Linked DNA regions of Homo sapiens: region 1 is linked to region 2. A link is a loop called in an ENCODE intact Hi-C map of the cell type or tissue named here. Cell type or tissue: GM12878. All regions are shown on one strand.

Region 1 (8,000 bases), 320 kb after region 2:
AAACAAAAATAAAATTCCACTGGCTCTCCACTATGGATGAGAAGTTGCACAAAGGCCTAGCTGTTTCGTTGGTGGAGAGCTACATGGCTGCCCAAGTTTTGCAATAGAACTTAGAGAATGGCCTTATATGGGAATTAAGGATGGGAAGCAAAATGTGTTTTTGAGGACTTAAACAGACACTCCAGGTGGTGCAGACAGGTGCAGACAGCATTGACATAATGTCACCTGCATATGTACATGGCTTAGGCCTTTTAAAGCCCATTTACCTGTGCTATTGTGTTGAATTTTAGCTCTAAAATAGGTTGTGATTTGATCTTGTTACCAATTCAAAAAATCAGTTAGGCATACCTAGTAGGTCATCTTGTCTCTGCTTGAAAGTTTCCAGTGATGGAGAGCTTTCTGTTGGCCAGGTAATGTATTTTGTGGCTGGACAGCTTTTATTGTTTGGAAATTATTCTGTGTATAGAGTTCAAATATATTTTATTGAAACTTCTATCTACTGGTTTTATTGTAACTGCTACATAATAATTTTTCTTCCTCATCCACACAATAACTTCAACCATTTGAAAGCAGTTATCAGAACTCCCTTAAATCTTCACATCTCCAAGCTAAACACCTCTCATTTTCTCAACCAAGCCTTTATTAATATGGTCTTCATCTCCTCCTAGCTCTGTTCACCTTCTCCTAGAATAGATTTCTGGCATCTCCATGACCCTAAGCAATCAAATCTTCTGGTAGCTCCATGACTTTAATAACAGTATATTAAATGTTTCCTGACCAATATAGGGTGATTGTTAGCAGCCTCTATTGAGATTTTTTATTTCAATTACTGCCATCTAGGATTATGATGACTATTTTAGCAACCATTGTTAGCTCAAAAAAAGCTTGTGGTCAAATGACATTAACAGTCCCTTTTCCATAACAACTGTGACTCATTTCTCCTCATTTAATTCCTTCTCATCTTCTTAAGAACGAGCAACCTACATGAAAAGTTTCAAGGGTTAGAACAGATCCTGTCACCTCAATTTAAAGTAGTACTAGATAACATTTACTGGCCACTGACTAAAGGCCAGTCATTAGAACTGTTCTGAGTAATTTTCCTACAATAACTCACTAAATGCTCATAATAACCCTTGGGGGTAGGTTCTATGAATGCTCCATTTGAAAGATGTGCAAATGGAAGCGTGGAGATGTTTGGTAACTTGCTTAAATTCACACAATTTGTAACTGAGAGAGGTGAGATGCAAACACAGGCTCTTCAGCCCATACCCTTCACCCTGCTTTCTAGCTGGTGCACATAGTTAGTAGTCAACAGGAATTGAACCTCGGTCTCCTGGCTGATAGATCAATGTTCTCTCCTCACCCCGGTGTGGCCTTCCTGAAGTGGTAACAAGTCTTTCATTTTTGAACTTTATATAAGCTGTTTTGTTTTGCTTTTATACAAACTGAGATTCATGACCCATTATGAATTCAATTTAGGGGGTCAATATAAGCAAGAGAAAGGAAAAAAGAAAAGAGGGAGGGAGAGAGAGAAATATCAAAAGACATCATACAGAGTAAGTGCAAATTTTGTTTCTTTAAACTCTTATTTTAACATGTGTAAAATGCACACAAAAATACCTATTTGTGTGTGTGTGTACAGAATATGATGAAAAGTGTATCTCTTATCTCTCTCATACGGTCAAAACAGTTTGAGAGTTGCTGCCTATCTATTGTATATACCAAACTTTGTCCATTTCTTTATGCTAAGGTTAAACAGGGATTGGAGGGGACACTTTAGTTTTAAAACTCCACTCTTGATCTGCAGCCAGTAAGAGCACAACTTGCAACTAAGCAGAAAGTTCAAGCAAAGAACCTTAGAGTGAAAAGAGATGACTGAGGGCTGAAATAAAAAACAAAAAGCTATTCCAATTTCATTTGAGTTTCCATTCAGCAGCCTCATAGATTCCTAACTCATCACCTCAAGCAGGTCACTTCCCCTCTCTCCAAGTTGTTCGCCAGAACCAGCCAAAGAATGCAGGAAATGGTACTCTCTTTTTCTGAGTGAATCTTGGCAAAATGACTTCAATTTAGCCAGCAGTGCAGGAAGCGATTGTAAATATAAATTTGTTTTATATGCTCCTCCCAAAGGAGACTTGCAGTTTGCCTCCCTAGTAAACAGGGATGTGTATTCCTGATCATCTTACTTGGATCATTTTTTTTTTCACCCTTCTATGTAGCAATGTCCTTAATTGAGGTAGTAATATTGGGCTTGTTGGATTGTCATGAAGTTTAATTTGAATGTTAAAGGACCCCCTTGGTGCTCAGATAAAAATCATTATATAAGGAGGAAAAGAAAATTATGTTGACTAATTATAGGTATATAGAATTCCCATTCATTATGTCCACAATGATATGTATCTGAATATGATATGTTGTAGACTGAAAATAGTAACTCTCCCTGGTTATTTCCACAGTCACTTTAGGCACTTGGGAAAATGCATTCTCCCATTTTATTCAATTAAAGTATGTGTAGGAATGAGGCAAGTACAGTACAAAAATCTCCAGGAATCAACAAAGGACCACCAAGAGAATTTAAATGGATTTCAGCCATTGTAAACAGAAGACAATTTAAGTCCAATTCACTGTTGAAAACTTAATTGAGGCTGGGCACCGTGGCTGCTTTGGGAGGCTGACTCAGGAGGATTGCTCAAGGCCAGGAGTTCAAAAGCAGCCTGAGCAACATAGCGAGACCCTATCTCTGCAAAACTTAAAAAAAAAAAAAAGTAGCCAGTCACATGTGCCTGTAGTCCCAGCTACTAGGGAGGCTGAGGTGGGAGGATCACTTGAGCCCAGGAATTCAAGGTTGCAGTGAGGTATGATCATGCCACTGCACTCCAGCCTGGGCAACAGAGGAAAATCCTGTCTCAGAAAAGAAAAAGCAAATGAAAGCAGAGAAAGAAAGGAGAAGAGGGAAGGGAAGGGAAGAGGAGGGGAGGGGATGGGAGGGGAGGGGAGGGGAGGGAAGAAAGGGAGGGGGAGGGAGAGAGGAAGGGAGGGGGAGGGAGGGAGGAAGGAAGGGGGGAGGGAGGGGGAGGGAAGGAGGGAGGGAGGAAGGGGGGAGAGAGGGAGTGAAGGAAGGAAGGAAGGAAGGGTGGGTTTGAAAAACCATGAGTTCACATCAAATACTCAAGTTATTGAGAATTGGGAAAATCTAAGAGCTGTAGAGAGTACTATGCATTTTGAACCCATTTTCCCTGAGTGTGTGTCCTCAAATATAATTGTGTAGTCAAGTGGTATTCAGTCTTCTCTGTTGAGTGATTATGGTTGAGTTAGAAAATGGCAGTGACCTTTGACAGCAGAAGTGAAATGGCTGCTGAACGTACCATAGCAAGTTGTTGGAGCAGGAAGTTGGACTCACAGAGAAGTGCTCTTTCCATTACCCCATGCTGCCTCCCAGTGGGAAGGTGGCAATGGTGTTAGGATGTAATCTCATAAGTTACTATCTTTTCTTCCCACTGGACAGGTGGCTCAGAATTTTAGGATGACTTATTAACTTAACAATGTTGGGTTTAGCATGCAATTTGAGAACTAAATGACTTCTCTTCAGGAAAAATTAAATATTTTGTTTTATTTATTTCAACCAAAGAAAAAAAATGACACTTTTTTTGCATTATGAGCTATTTATTAACATCGAGAGGCAAATCTGAAAACCTTCTTAAAGGGGATTTGATGTAACAGTGAAATGGCAAAGTAAAAATCATTTCCCCATGCCCGCATGCTCACCCCACCCTCCTTACACACACTCCCTGATAGGAGCATGATCACTCCCTCAGTGAAAATGTTGGAGAGGAATCTAGAGCCACAGCAGCGCTTCCTGGGTATTGCATACCTGTAACATTTGATCCTCTTAACTTTGCCGGTTGTCAGTTACTTCATTGCCTACCCCTGACAGGTGGGCTGAAAGGGGTGGTATTGGGAGATGATTAGGGGCAGTGTCTCAGCACACAATCTTTGAATTGGTATTGGAAAGTGGCTTGGAGGTCCACTGTTCTAACTTCCCATATCATAAAGGACTCTCTGACAAAAGGACATTCTGTCTCGTCTTAAATTTCCAGCAGCTTCTCTATTTCTGAACATTTTTGATTTTCAGAAAACATTTTATATTTTGCGGAAATCTATTTCCCAGCTACTTTCATCATTAGTCTCTTCCTGGAATTATGCATATTGTACAAGTCTAATTATTCTTCTGTGCCTTGGCCCTTGATGTATTTGAAGACAGACATCATCCCTGACCCTCCCCACTCTACATCCAAGTTTTTTTGTTTTGTTTTGTTTGTTGGATTTTTTCCGGCTGGAGTGCAGTGGTGCCATCTCGGCTCACTACAACCTCTGCCTCCTGGGTTCAAGCAATTCTGCCTCAGCCTCCTGAGTAGCTGGGACTACAGGTGCACACCACCACATCCAAGTAATTTTTGTATTTTTAGTAGAGATGGGGTTTCACCACGTTGGTCAGGATGATCTCGGCCTCCCAAAGTGCTGGGATTACAGGTGTGAGCCACCACACCCAGCCCTACATCCAAATTTTGACTCTTCAGGCTAAATATCCTCATTTTTCCTCCTATGATATCTTTCTTCTTTGATAACCACCATTATTTGTGTTTCTGTTTATCTTCTCCAGTTTGTCAATGTCCTTCTTACTCTGTACTCTTTGATTACAGATATTTAAGCAGCCATCAATCCACCCAACTGTACCATCACACACACACACAGGGTTCTATCAAAACTGCAAGGGTTGATCGGAAATGTTTACCCAGCTGTCGCCCAGAGTGTATTGACTCACTCCTGTTGAGACTTTGCTTCGCTTCTGGTGGGGCAGCTGTGCACTCCTCACTTTTGATTTTCTGCCTTGTTGCAGAAAAGCACGATAGAGGTTAAGATTGCATTTGCGCTCCAGAGTTGCTGAATCTCTCTGCTTTTAAGTTCTGCGGGGTCCTTTGGGGGCCATTTGAAACCCAAATTGGTGAGGTGTGGCCCACAGTCTGTGGCCACATAACTCACTTGGGCTGCTTCCCTATCCCACGCTGTCAGCTGAAGCTTCGGGGCATCCCTATGTTTGAGAAAAAACAATCTGGACCTTCTGTATATTAGAAAGGGTGAGGATCTGAAGCTTTTGTGAAGACAATATGGTGCTTCTATTGATCCATGTGAGTCGAACATATGGAGGCTCTGCAAAAAAAAAATAAAGTCTGCCCTATTTAGCGACCCGGGCTGATGAGAAGGTGTGTTACAAATTCGTATTCCTCCCAGCATGTGGTCTGGGACACATCGGGCTCATTTTACTGATGAGTTCCTCGAATCAAGCAGGGGCCATCATCTTTTACCAGTTTATAGCATTAATTGAGTTGTGTGGGAAACACTGCAGGTGCGTCTGTGAGAGGAGAGAAAATTAGGAAATGCTGTTCCAGCTCTCAGAGAATAGGTAAATAGAAAAGAGTGAGCAGCCGTGTAACTGGCAGCATATGAACAAGAGCAGCTGTGCAGGGGCAAAACGAGGCCATCTTTTTAGATGGAGGAAGACAGCTCTAGTGCTAATGGGGGAAGACAATCTGAGCTTTGGGCTGTTCTCTTGGTTATGGTGACCACATTCATCAAGCCAGAAATACAGACCTGTGGTGTGATAGAGGATTTTTAGTGCACTTCTGGGAGTGTTGAGTTGGTAAACCTTGGTTACTGAAGTATTGAGACTTCCAGTATATGAGAGTGTTCAGTAGAGACAGTAAATCAGAATACTGGAAGTATCAGCTGTCCTAAAAAGGTAGGTGTGTATGGTAATTGTTGTGATAGTGCCCAGACTTCTGAGGAATGGAAACCCTGACTCTAAACTCACTCAGGGCTCTTTGCTTGTAACTCAGCATACCTTTCCATAGAGAGATGCCTGTTTCATTGTTCCTCCACATTCTTTCTGGATCCCACAGCAGTGACCCATATTGATCAAAGGTCTTTTTAGCCACACCACTACTTGATTCTATATATTTATAACTCATGACCTTTAAATTGAGTTACACTATTAAGCACCAATGGGTTTCCTGGAAGTAATATATTTATACAGTGAATGTACATTGAGGATGTGAATGGCTAGCCACGTCTCAATTTATGGTACATAGGAGAATCACTTGGGAAAATTTAAATATAGATAGAGAGATATAGATGGATAGACAAATTTTCTGTCTCCAACTTCTAATTTAGCGTGGCTAGAATGGAAGCCACCTAGAAAGTTAGAATTTTAATAAGCCCTGCAGGTAAATCTGATGGAGGGCTTCCAGATGTGTATTTTCAAATGCTAGCTGGAAGACAATTCTCTCAAGGGGCCCCAATTTCCTGAGTTTGGGGAAGGAAGCCAGGAAGGCTGCCTCCAGGATTTTCTCTCCCTTCTCCCAGTCTTCATGAAAGGGCTTCGAGTTCTACTGTACAGTCTTGCCAAGCAGAGTTTGGAGCAGAGTAAATTCCTTTTAGGATTAGAGGATTAGGAAGCTGAAAGGTGATTCAAATTCTTGATTAAACAGAAAGAAGGAAACAGGAGGGGACACACCCGAGCACCCACATCACTCCAATGTGTTTTCTCTGTAATTAAAGGAAGTGATTGTAAAATATTTGAGAGGATTAAATGCTCAGAGAATATAGTGATCAAATAACATGAGATGCTGCATTCTTTAAAATGATCTCTGGCTTGGCTTTCCATGTGTTTTTTAACTGCTGTCACTTATACCTCAACACTGAGGGATTGCCCAAATGGAAATACTCTCTGCTAAGTTTGGAAAACAGCCCTGGGTCTCATATCGGGAGATACTGGGTTCTAGTCTGGGGTCCTCCATGAATTTTTAAGTGACAGTGAGATAAGGTATAATGTTTTTATTGCTCGTTTTTTGTTCCTTTTGTAGAGTTAAAACAATAATTCCTTCAATGTCTTTCTATGCTTTTGCCTTTATTAATATCCACTACTCCACCAATGATGTGTTGAAAAGCCATTTTAAATATTCTCTAGAACAAATGATATTCTCTAAATATTCTCTAGAACAAAGGAAGTAAATTTTTAAATAAATAGTCACATTTGTCGAGTAATTTCCAGACACCAAACTTTTTTGGGGAATAGAGAGAGGCATTCCTCCCCAAAGGAGATCATAACCGGGGATTGCAAGGGGTCCTGGTGATTTAACAAGAAAGGAAGGCAATTCTGTCTCCAAAATAAAACTGCAATAGTTCCTCAGGCCAGTGCATGTTGGCCATGCTGTATGGTCAGCCATGTAGGAGAGAGCTCCAAGCCTTGGGACCATACAGCTCAGGACTGGACTCACCACTCAGCTCAGGACTGGCTTCATGGGCATTCCACGCTGGCAGTAATGAAGGGCCCACACTTAGAAGATCTCACACTTGGTTTAGTGCTTGGTTTTTGCTATCTGAAATTCTTAATCTTTGAACAAGGGGCCTCACAACTTTATTATGCATTGATCTCCACAAACTATGTAGCTGGTCCTGACTCAGATTCTATGTGCCCTTGGACAAATTACTCATCCCTCTAAGGTAGAAGAGACCCAAAATTCATTTATATGATTGTGATGACAAAATACAAAAATATATATTAAATGCTTTTTAAGTATAAGATATTTAATAAATATTATGATTAAAGGAAAGGAGAAAGACTAGAGCTGAAATTGGCCAACTTTTTCTATAATAGGCTGAACAGTAAATATTTTAGGCTTTGCAAGCCATACAGTTGCTGTTGCAATGACACAACCCTGCCACTGTAGCTTGAAAGCAGTCATAGATCATGCAATAATGAATGGGTGCATCTGTGTTGCAATAAAACTTTATTTAAAAAACAGGTGATACAATTTGCCAACCCCTGGACTAGAAGGTAGCAAAGCCAAAGAGAAAGAAAGCTGAGATGAATAGATCAGTGGTTTCAAAGTGTGATCTTAGGACAACAGCATCATTAGTACCTGTTAGAAATGCAGGTTCTC
Region 2 (8,000 bases):
ATATCCTATATGACAGGCTTTAGTAATCTGTGAAGAGTTTTTTTTTTTTTTTTTGAGATGGAGTTTCACTCTTGTAATCCAGGCTGGAGTGCAGTGGCACAATCTCAGCTCACTGTAACCTCTGCCTGCCTCCTGGGTTCACGCCATTCTCCTGCCTCAGCCTTCCATGTAGTTGGGATTACAGGTGCCCACCACCACACCTGGCTAATTTTTTGTATTTTTAGTAGAGATGGGGTTTTGCCACGTTGGCCAGGTTGGTCTTGAACTCCTGGCCTCAGGTGATCTGCCTGCCTCAGCCTCCCAAAGTGCTGGGATTACAGGCATGAGCCACCGCACCCTGCCTGCAAAGACTTTTAAATAGCATAGACATCCTTGTCCTTCACAAGTTTATGAGCAAACAAAAATATCCTTATCTCATTCTCAAGGAGCAATATTGGATTGGGTTCCTTCTCAAATTCACAAGATCTCTATAGACAAAACCATTGCTGTGCCTGGAGAGTGGCTAGGATCATCACAGAGAGACGGCGATGCGACTGAGCTCCATTGATGGATATTTTGTTTTCTTGTGGAACTAAAGCAATAACAAAACCCGATTTACAATAACGTATTTCCTAAACTTCTGCTTTCTATATTTTTTGTCACTATGTATAGTTCAAAGCATAATTGAAGCCTATGTGGACTTTGTACACCCTGGAAATCTGAGAAGGACCTTGAATTAAAAGGCTACTTTTATTATACCTTATAAGTCTACTTTTATGATTATTTCATAATGGCGTAACGCATGGGGCTCATACCACTCTGAATTCTTATCAGAGTCCTACCACCAAAGATACTCACAGCCTAATCCCCAGAACCTTATGCATTCCATATGTGACCCTACATAGCAAATGGGAGTATGCAGGTATGGTTATGTTAAGGATCTTGACATAGGGATATTATCCAGAATCAGCTGAGTAATCATTGGGATCCTTATAAGAGGGAGACAGACGAGTCACAGGTGTAAAGGAAATGTTGATGCTAGAAGTGGTGGTCAGAGCGATGCAGGGTCATGAGTCAAGGAATGTGGACAGCCAAAAAGGCAAAGACACAGATTTTCCCTAGAGCCTCCAGAAGAAACAGCCAGCCCTGCTGACACCTTGATTTTAGCACACAGCGCCTGATTTTTGACTCCTGGCCTTCATAATTTAAATGAATGAATGAATGAATGAATGAATGAATTCATGTTGTTTTAAGCTGCTAAGTGTGTAGTAATTTGTTAAAACAGTAACTAGAAACTAATACACTAGATCTATAAAAATATCTCTCTAAAATAAAATAATTGTCACAAACATCTACACATCTAACATCAGTTCTGACATTCTATAGATAGTCTTACTCTTGGGAAAATCTAGTTTCTCGTATGGCAGTATAGTTAGATTTTATACAGATAATTAGGGCTCTGTTGCTTCTAGAAATGAGCTTGTTTCTCTGTTGTAAGTTGTTTGTATTTTGGTTTTAGTTCTTGTATTTATTTGCCTGAAGGAAAAAAAATGGTATGTGTATTTTTTTTCTGGAACAAAATAGGGATAAAAATAAATGAATAGATGCAATGAAAGGAGTACTGGCTGCAAATGGAGAGACTTGGTCTCTAGTCCTGCCTTTGCTAGTGGGTAGGCCACTTCACCTCTCTGTCTCTGTGTTTGTGTGTGTGTGTGTGTGTGTGTGTGTGTGTGTGTGTGTTTCCTGGTGCTACCATAACAAATTACCACAAACTGAGTGGCTTCAAACAACAGAAATTATCTCACAGTTCAGGAAGCCAGAAGTACAGGATTAAGGCGTCAGTAGCATTAGTTCCTTCTGGAACCTCAGAAGGGGAATTTATGCTTCCTCTTAGCTTCTGCTGGTTGCAGCAGTCCAGTTTGCAGCATTCTTCTGCTTGTAAGTGCATCACTCCAATCCTTGACTGTCATCACATGGGACCTCTTCCCCGATTGTCTTTTCTGTGTCTCTGTTTTCTCTTCTTATAAAGACACTAAGCATTGGATTTAGGGCCCGCCTTAATCCAATATGACCCCTCTATCAGTCACGACTCTCCAGAGGAATAGATCCATTAGGATGTATATATCTACATGCAGAAAGAGGTTTAAGGAATTGGCTCACTTGATTATGAGGGCTGACAAATCCCGAGATGTGCAGTGGGCAAGTCGAAGAACCAGGAGAGGTGATAATGTAGTTCTAGTCCAAAGGCCAAGAGGCTCCAGAGCCAGGAAAAGCCAATGTTTCAGTTTGAGTCCAAAGAAAGGGAAAAACCAGTGCTTCACCTGGAAGGCAGTCAGGCAAGAGGAACTCACCCTTTTTCCAGGGATGGTCAGCCTTTTTGTTCTAGTTCAGCCTTCAACTGAATAGATGAGGCCCATTCACATCAGGCAGGGCAATTTGCTGTACTCAGTCTATTCATTTAAATGTTAAGCTCATCCAAAAACATCCTCACAGAAATACCCAGAATAATGTTCGACCAAATATCTGGGCACCCTGAAGCCCAAGGAAGTTGACACATAAAATTAATTATTACAACCTTATCTTAATTTTATTGCAAGGATCCTACTTCCAAATAAGGTCACATCTGAGATTCCAGGTAAACATGAATTTTGGAGGGTGGGGCACTCTTCCACCCTCTATATCCTCTCCATTGCCTTTTCTGTGAAATGAGGGCCTGGACCTGCGGGATGGGAGCAGGTCCTCTATAGCAAGGGGTTTCGGGTGCTGATAAGATTGAGAAATGCTGCTTTGAACAAAATCGGCCTGATTTCTTTATCACTGGCCCTTGCTGAGACTTTATTTCATAAAGAAGTACTGCGAATCTTCAAGAGGAAGATACTGCTCTGTTTTTTCAGGGCTTATTTGATTATAGAAACCCCTGTCTGGTTTTTTTTGGCATGCCTAGGAACACCTCTCAATACAGGGTTCCCTGGAACCCCGTTTCAGAAACACTGGACTAGATCAGTGATCTCCAAGTTCTCAATTTCCAATAATCTGTGGTTCTATAGATCATTAGTTCTCCAACTTCCTTTTAAAAAATAAAGTACTCTTAGGCTGGGCGCAGTGGCTCACGCCTGTAATCCCAACACTTTGGGAGGCCGAGGCGGGCAGATCACAAGGTCAGGAGATCGAGACCATCCTGGCTAACGCGGTGAAACCCCTGTCTCTAATAAAAATACAAAAAAATTAGCCGGGCCTGGTGGCAGGCACCTGTAGTCCCAGCTACTCAGGAGGCTGAGGCAGGAGAATGATGTGAACCCGGGAGGCAGAGCTTGCAGTGAGCCGAGATCGCGCCACTGCACTCCAGCCTAGGCAACAGAGCGAGACTCTGTCTCAAAAAAATAAAAAATAAAAATAATAATAATAATAATAAAGTACTGTTGAACTCCCAGTATTGGTTTAAATTATATTTATTAAAATGTTACTTAAATATGAATATACATAAACTACCTATAAATCCCTTATGCTTCTGACTCTTATAGAACTATAAAAACCAAACAAATGTGCAAACGAATTCAAAGAAAACCAATAAAATTAAAATTAACAACATTAATTTAATGTGATATCATTTTGTTGGAATTATATCATTGCTCACAATGTGCATACTGTATGCTCTGTTCCAATGCAGTTCAACAAATTTATTACAATGTGCCACAGGTGACTCGATCCTCACACCGTTTTTTTTCTCTATTCAAATTCCAGGAAGGCTTTATTTGCACAGCTCTTAGGGATGCCGTTTGCCTTCTTATGGTGGGAGCACACAATTTATATATTTTTTATACCTCTGTATTTTTTTTTCTTATTACTGGTAAGCATTAGATAGTTCTTTGTATTACTGCAATAATAAACACAAATAGAAAGAAAGCTATGAATATTGCGAGTAGGTAATTAAGTAGCCATCCAAACATCCAAAATATCCAGAATGTCTTTGCTTTAGATTCACATGATCATTAGACTAAAATAAGACACTTTAAAACAAGTATAAAAATAAGAGATAGTTGGCAAATCTCTTTAACCTTTAATTTTTTAGAGCCCATTTTAAAAGTGCCAACTACAGATGCTTGTAGTTCTCCCACATGAACTTGAAATTCCTCTACAGAGTCTAGCTCATTTCTTTTCTTCCATTCTCTTCCCAGGAACCAAGGAGTTAATAATACTCATGAAGATGATGCTCCACCATGGGTCCTAACCACTTGTCTCTATTTGGGAAATCACGGCCATGAATGTTTCCTTCATAAGACTCTATGTAGAAATTTGTGTAGTGTACTGTGGCTTCTGCAGACTCCCAGTTCAACCTCCAGTAAGAAAGGGACAAGTCTAACAATCTCTCTAAAATGACTCTCTTAGATTGCCCATAAAAAAAATGTCATTAATTCGGACTTAACTGGGCTATGAAGAGGCCAGTAGGAATTAGAGAAGTCCTTTCTCTTCACTGTCTAGTAAACATAACAATTCAAACCAGCTTAACGAAGTGTGAAGAAGCAGAGATCCTTTAATGGCCTGCTTTAATGAACAGGTAAGAACATTTTAAAAATAGCACAATGATTGTTTTCTTGCAAATTTGATTCTCTACTATTCTATTAAGCACTTTAATTATCTGCAATCTTGTTTACCCCAGTAATTTGCTAAGAAAACCTTTTCCTTCCTAGCAAGAGTAGAAGCAACATTTAGCTCAGGCTGGTCCAAATAAGCAAGAGTTTCAAATTAGTAGCATCTGATTTAATTAGATTTTACTAACAGCCAAGTCAGGAAAATGCATTAACCCACTTAGCCCACTAGGGGTTCCCTTTGTGTTCTGAAGTTAATCGCTGCCATTTACTTCCTTGCCTGTTGCGGCCTTCCTGGCTGCTTTCTCATTTACAATAGGGTGGGCAACTTTTTGACAAACCTCACTCAACCTCACCAGCATTCCCAGCTCAGCAGATGGTGGATGAATGGTGATTTGGCTGTCAGTCTGCATGATGACATTAGAAGGTCACCAAAACGCCACCCGGACCAAAATCATTATACCTTTTTGTTTGTGCAGCAAGTCCGGAAGGAGCTATCGCATAGACATACTCACCATTAACACTACTTCTTGAGGACTTTTCGAGTTAGCTCACTTTTTACATCCTCACAGTATCACTTTTTCTCTGTTAGTCACACATTCCATGTACATTAGCATGTAGTGCTTGTTTCTATTAACTTAAATTTCTGAGAGGTATGCTGCATCTTTACCACGACGTGGCTTGGAGGACAGAAGTTCCTTTTTCTTGCATTTTTGTTCAGACCTCCCTCCTAAGCCTGTGGCACAATGATAAACCTGGGATCATAGAGTTGCTACCTTAGGATAGAGTAATTGTGAGGTAATACTTTTTAAGTGTTTTAAACAGTATCTAACTAAGAGTTAAGTGCCCAAGGGATGTTAGGGAATAAATAAGTGTAGATACTTCAGTCATTAACTTCTATTATCAGGACCTACGCTTTCTGATTATTCACTCACTCCACAAGCATGATTTGTCCTCCTACGTGGTGCCAGCCACTGTGCTACACAGGAGATGACGTAACAATGAAGACAAACGTCTCTCCTCTCAAGTGGCTTTCGGTTGGCAAAGTAGCTATAATAAAGTGAACTCATTCAGTTCCCTACTCCCAATCTCAAAGAAATCGTTACAAAAAGGGGGTGGGCATTAATCAATACGATTTGTAATATTATCCTGGAGAAAATTAGCACAGTTGGGAAAATTTATATTTAGGAGAAATTATTTCAACCAATCACCAGGAAGGCTTTTTTTTTTCCTGAATATAATATTAATAATCTGTACTAGGCCTAAAATAATGTTTATTTTATTCTCCTCTGGTTCTAAAAATACACAATGGCCTGAAAGCCAAAATCTAACTTGTAATTTTCACAGCTGAATCATATTCATTTCCTTCCAAATCGGATACTCCTGGGCACTGCCACCAAAACTCAACAGCAGCCCAACTCGAAGCCCAAAAGCTCCCCTGGGGAGGGGCTGGGGTGGTTGCATTCCATTTATAGCAAGATGAAAAAGAACATCTCTAAAGTAGAGGATATTCAATCAATAGACAGAAAGATGGGGTAGAAGACCTTCAAAGCTCTTTCCAATCCCAGATCCCATTGAGAGGTGACAGCGTGCTGGCAGTCCTCAGAGCCCTCGCTTGCTCTTGGCACCTCCTCTGCCTGGGCTCCCACTTTGGCGGCATTTGAGGAGCCCTTCAGCCCACCACTGCACTGTGGGAGCCCCTTTCTAGGCTGGCGAAGGCTGGAGCCCACTCCCTCAGCTTGCAGGGAGGTGTGGAGGGAGAGGCGCGAGCGGGAACCGGGGCTGCGTGCAGCGCTTGCGGGCCAGCTGGAGTTCCGGGTGGGCGTGGGCTTGGCGGGCCCCGCACTCGGAGCAGCCGGCCAGCCCTGCCGACCCCGGGCAACGACGGACTTAGCACCCGGGCCAGTGGCTGCGGAGGGTGTACTGGGTCCCCCAGCAGTGCCAGCCCACCGGCGCTGCGCTCGATTTCTCACGGAGCCTTAGCCGCCTTCCCGCGGGGCAGGGCTCGGGACCTGCAGCCTGCCATGCCTAAGCCTCCCACCCACTCCATGGGCTCCTGTGCTGCCCGAGCCTCCCCGACAAGCACCACCCCCTGCTCCACGGCGCCCAGTCCCATTGATCACCCAAGGGCTGAGGAATGCGAGCTCACTGCGCAGGACTGGCAGGCAGCTCCACCTGCAGCCCCGGTGTGGGATCCACTAGGTGAAGCCAGCTGGGCTCCTGAGTCTGGTGGGGACGTGGAGAGTCTTTATGTCTAGCTCAGGGATTGTAAATACACCAATCAGCACCCTGTGTTTAGCTCAAGGTTTGTGAGTGCACCAATGGACACTCTGTATCTAGCTGCTCTGGTGGGGCCTTGGAGAACCTTTATGTCTAGCTCAGGGATTGTAAACACACCAATCGGCACTCTGTATCTAGCTCAAGGTTTGTAAACACACCAATCAGCACCCAGTGTTTAGCTCAAGGTTTGTAAACACACCAATCAGCACCCAGTGTTTAGCTCAAGGTTTGTGAATGCACTAACCGACACTCTGTATCTAGCTGCTCTGGTGGGGCCTTGGAGAACCTGTGTGTCCAAACTCTGTATCTAACTAATCTGATGGGGACATGGAGAACCTCTGTATCTAGCTCAGGGATTGTAAACGCACCAATCAGCGCCCTGTCAAAACAGGCCACTCGGCTCTACCAATCAGCAGGATGTGGGTGGGGCCAGATAAGACAATAAAAGCAGGCTGCCCGAGCCAGCATTGGCAACCCGCTCGGGTCCCCTTCCACACTGGGGAAGCTTTGTTCTTTCACTCTTTGCAATAAATCTTGCTACTGCTCACTCTTTGGGTCCACGCTGCTTTTATGAGCTGTAACACTCACCGCGAAGATCTGCAGCTTCACTCCTGAGCCAGCGAGACCAGGAACCCACAAGAAGGAAGAAACTCCGAACACATCTGAACATCAGAAGGGACAGACTCCAGACGCGCCACCTTAAGAGCTGTAACACTCACCGCGAGGGTCCGCGGCTTCATTCTTGAAGTCAGTGAGACCAAGAACCCACCAATTCCGGACACACCATTATGCTGGGAGACTTAATGAGTGGCTCATGAAATGTGATAAACATCCTGGGCAGAATATGAGTGGAAGCCAGGTGTTCTAATCTCCAGCTGATGAGTTTGCAAAGCAGATTGTGGTGGGCCTGGTCTACAGCTCAAGGAATAAAATAGTGCTATCTTTTCATTAAGGAAAATAGCTTATAGGACAAAGAAATAGCAGGTTAGCAAACCATTTTATGTGAACCCACAAAGCATTCTCTAAGCCCCAGTTTGTGAGAGGCAGATAGATATACACAAAGGTTGTAGAGGCAGTCACAGCTGGAGAGCTAATAAGTTTTTGAGAGATGATTTGGCCCTTAGATGACACCACTCCCTTCTCATTAGGGGGCAC

The links. Peaks named below come from ENCODE experiments on the same cell type or tissue, not always from the same donor. Only the 100,000 strongest peaks of a DNase experiment are listed, where the experiment ranks them.
Region 1: a loop joins it to region 2, with 8 times the contacts of the local background. A loop is called at or near these places in 10 of 110 quality-filtered maps.

Annotation. Positions count from the first base shown.
Region 1 is chr18:44,892,206-44,900,205 of GRCh38, forward strand. The region is part of intron 3 of SETBP1 (SET binding protein 1); the gene reads left to right. Among named protein-coding and RNA genes, the nearest start is that of MIR4319, 74 kb to the right of the region's middle. RefSeq lists a silencer at 1,879-2,173. In GM12878, a CTCF peak has its summit at 3,430 (motif pointing left); a DNase peak (open chromatin) is centred at 3,406.
Region 2 is chr18:44,574,411-44,582,410 of GRCh38, forward strand. LOC124904290 (a long non-coding RNA gene) reads right to left here and starts at 5,543. Exons shown (of 2, transcript XR_007066347.1): 1 at 5,081-5,543; 2 at 3,553-3,853. RefSeq lists an enhancer at 4,647-5,148. In GM12878, a CTCF peak has its summit at 4,804; no DNase peak of the experiment used is centred here.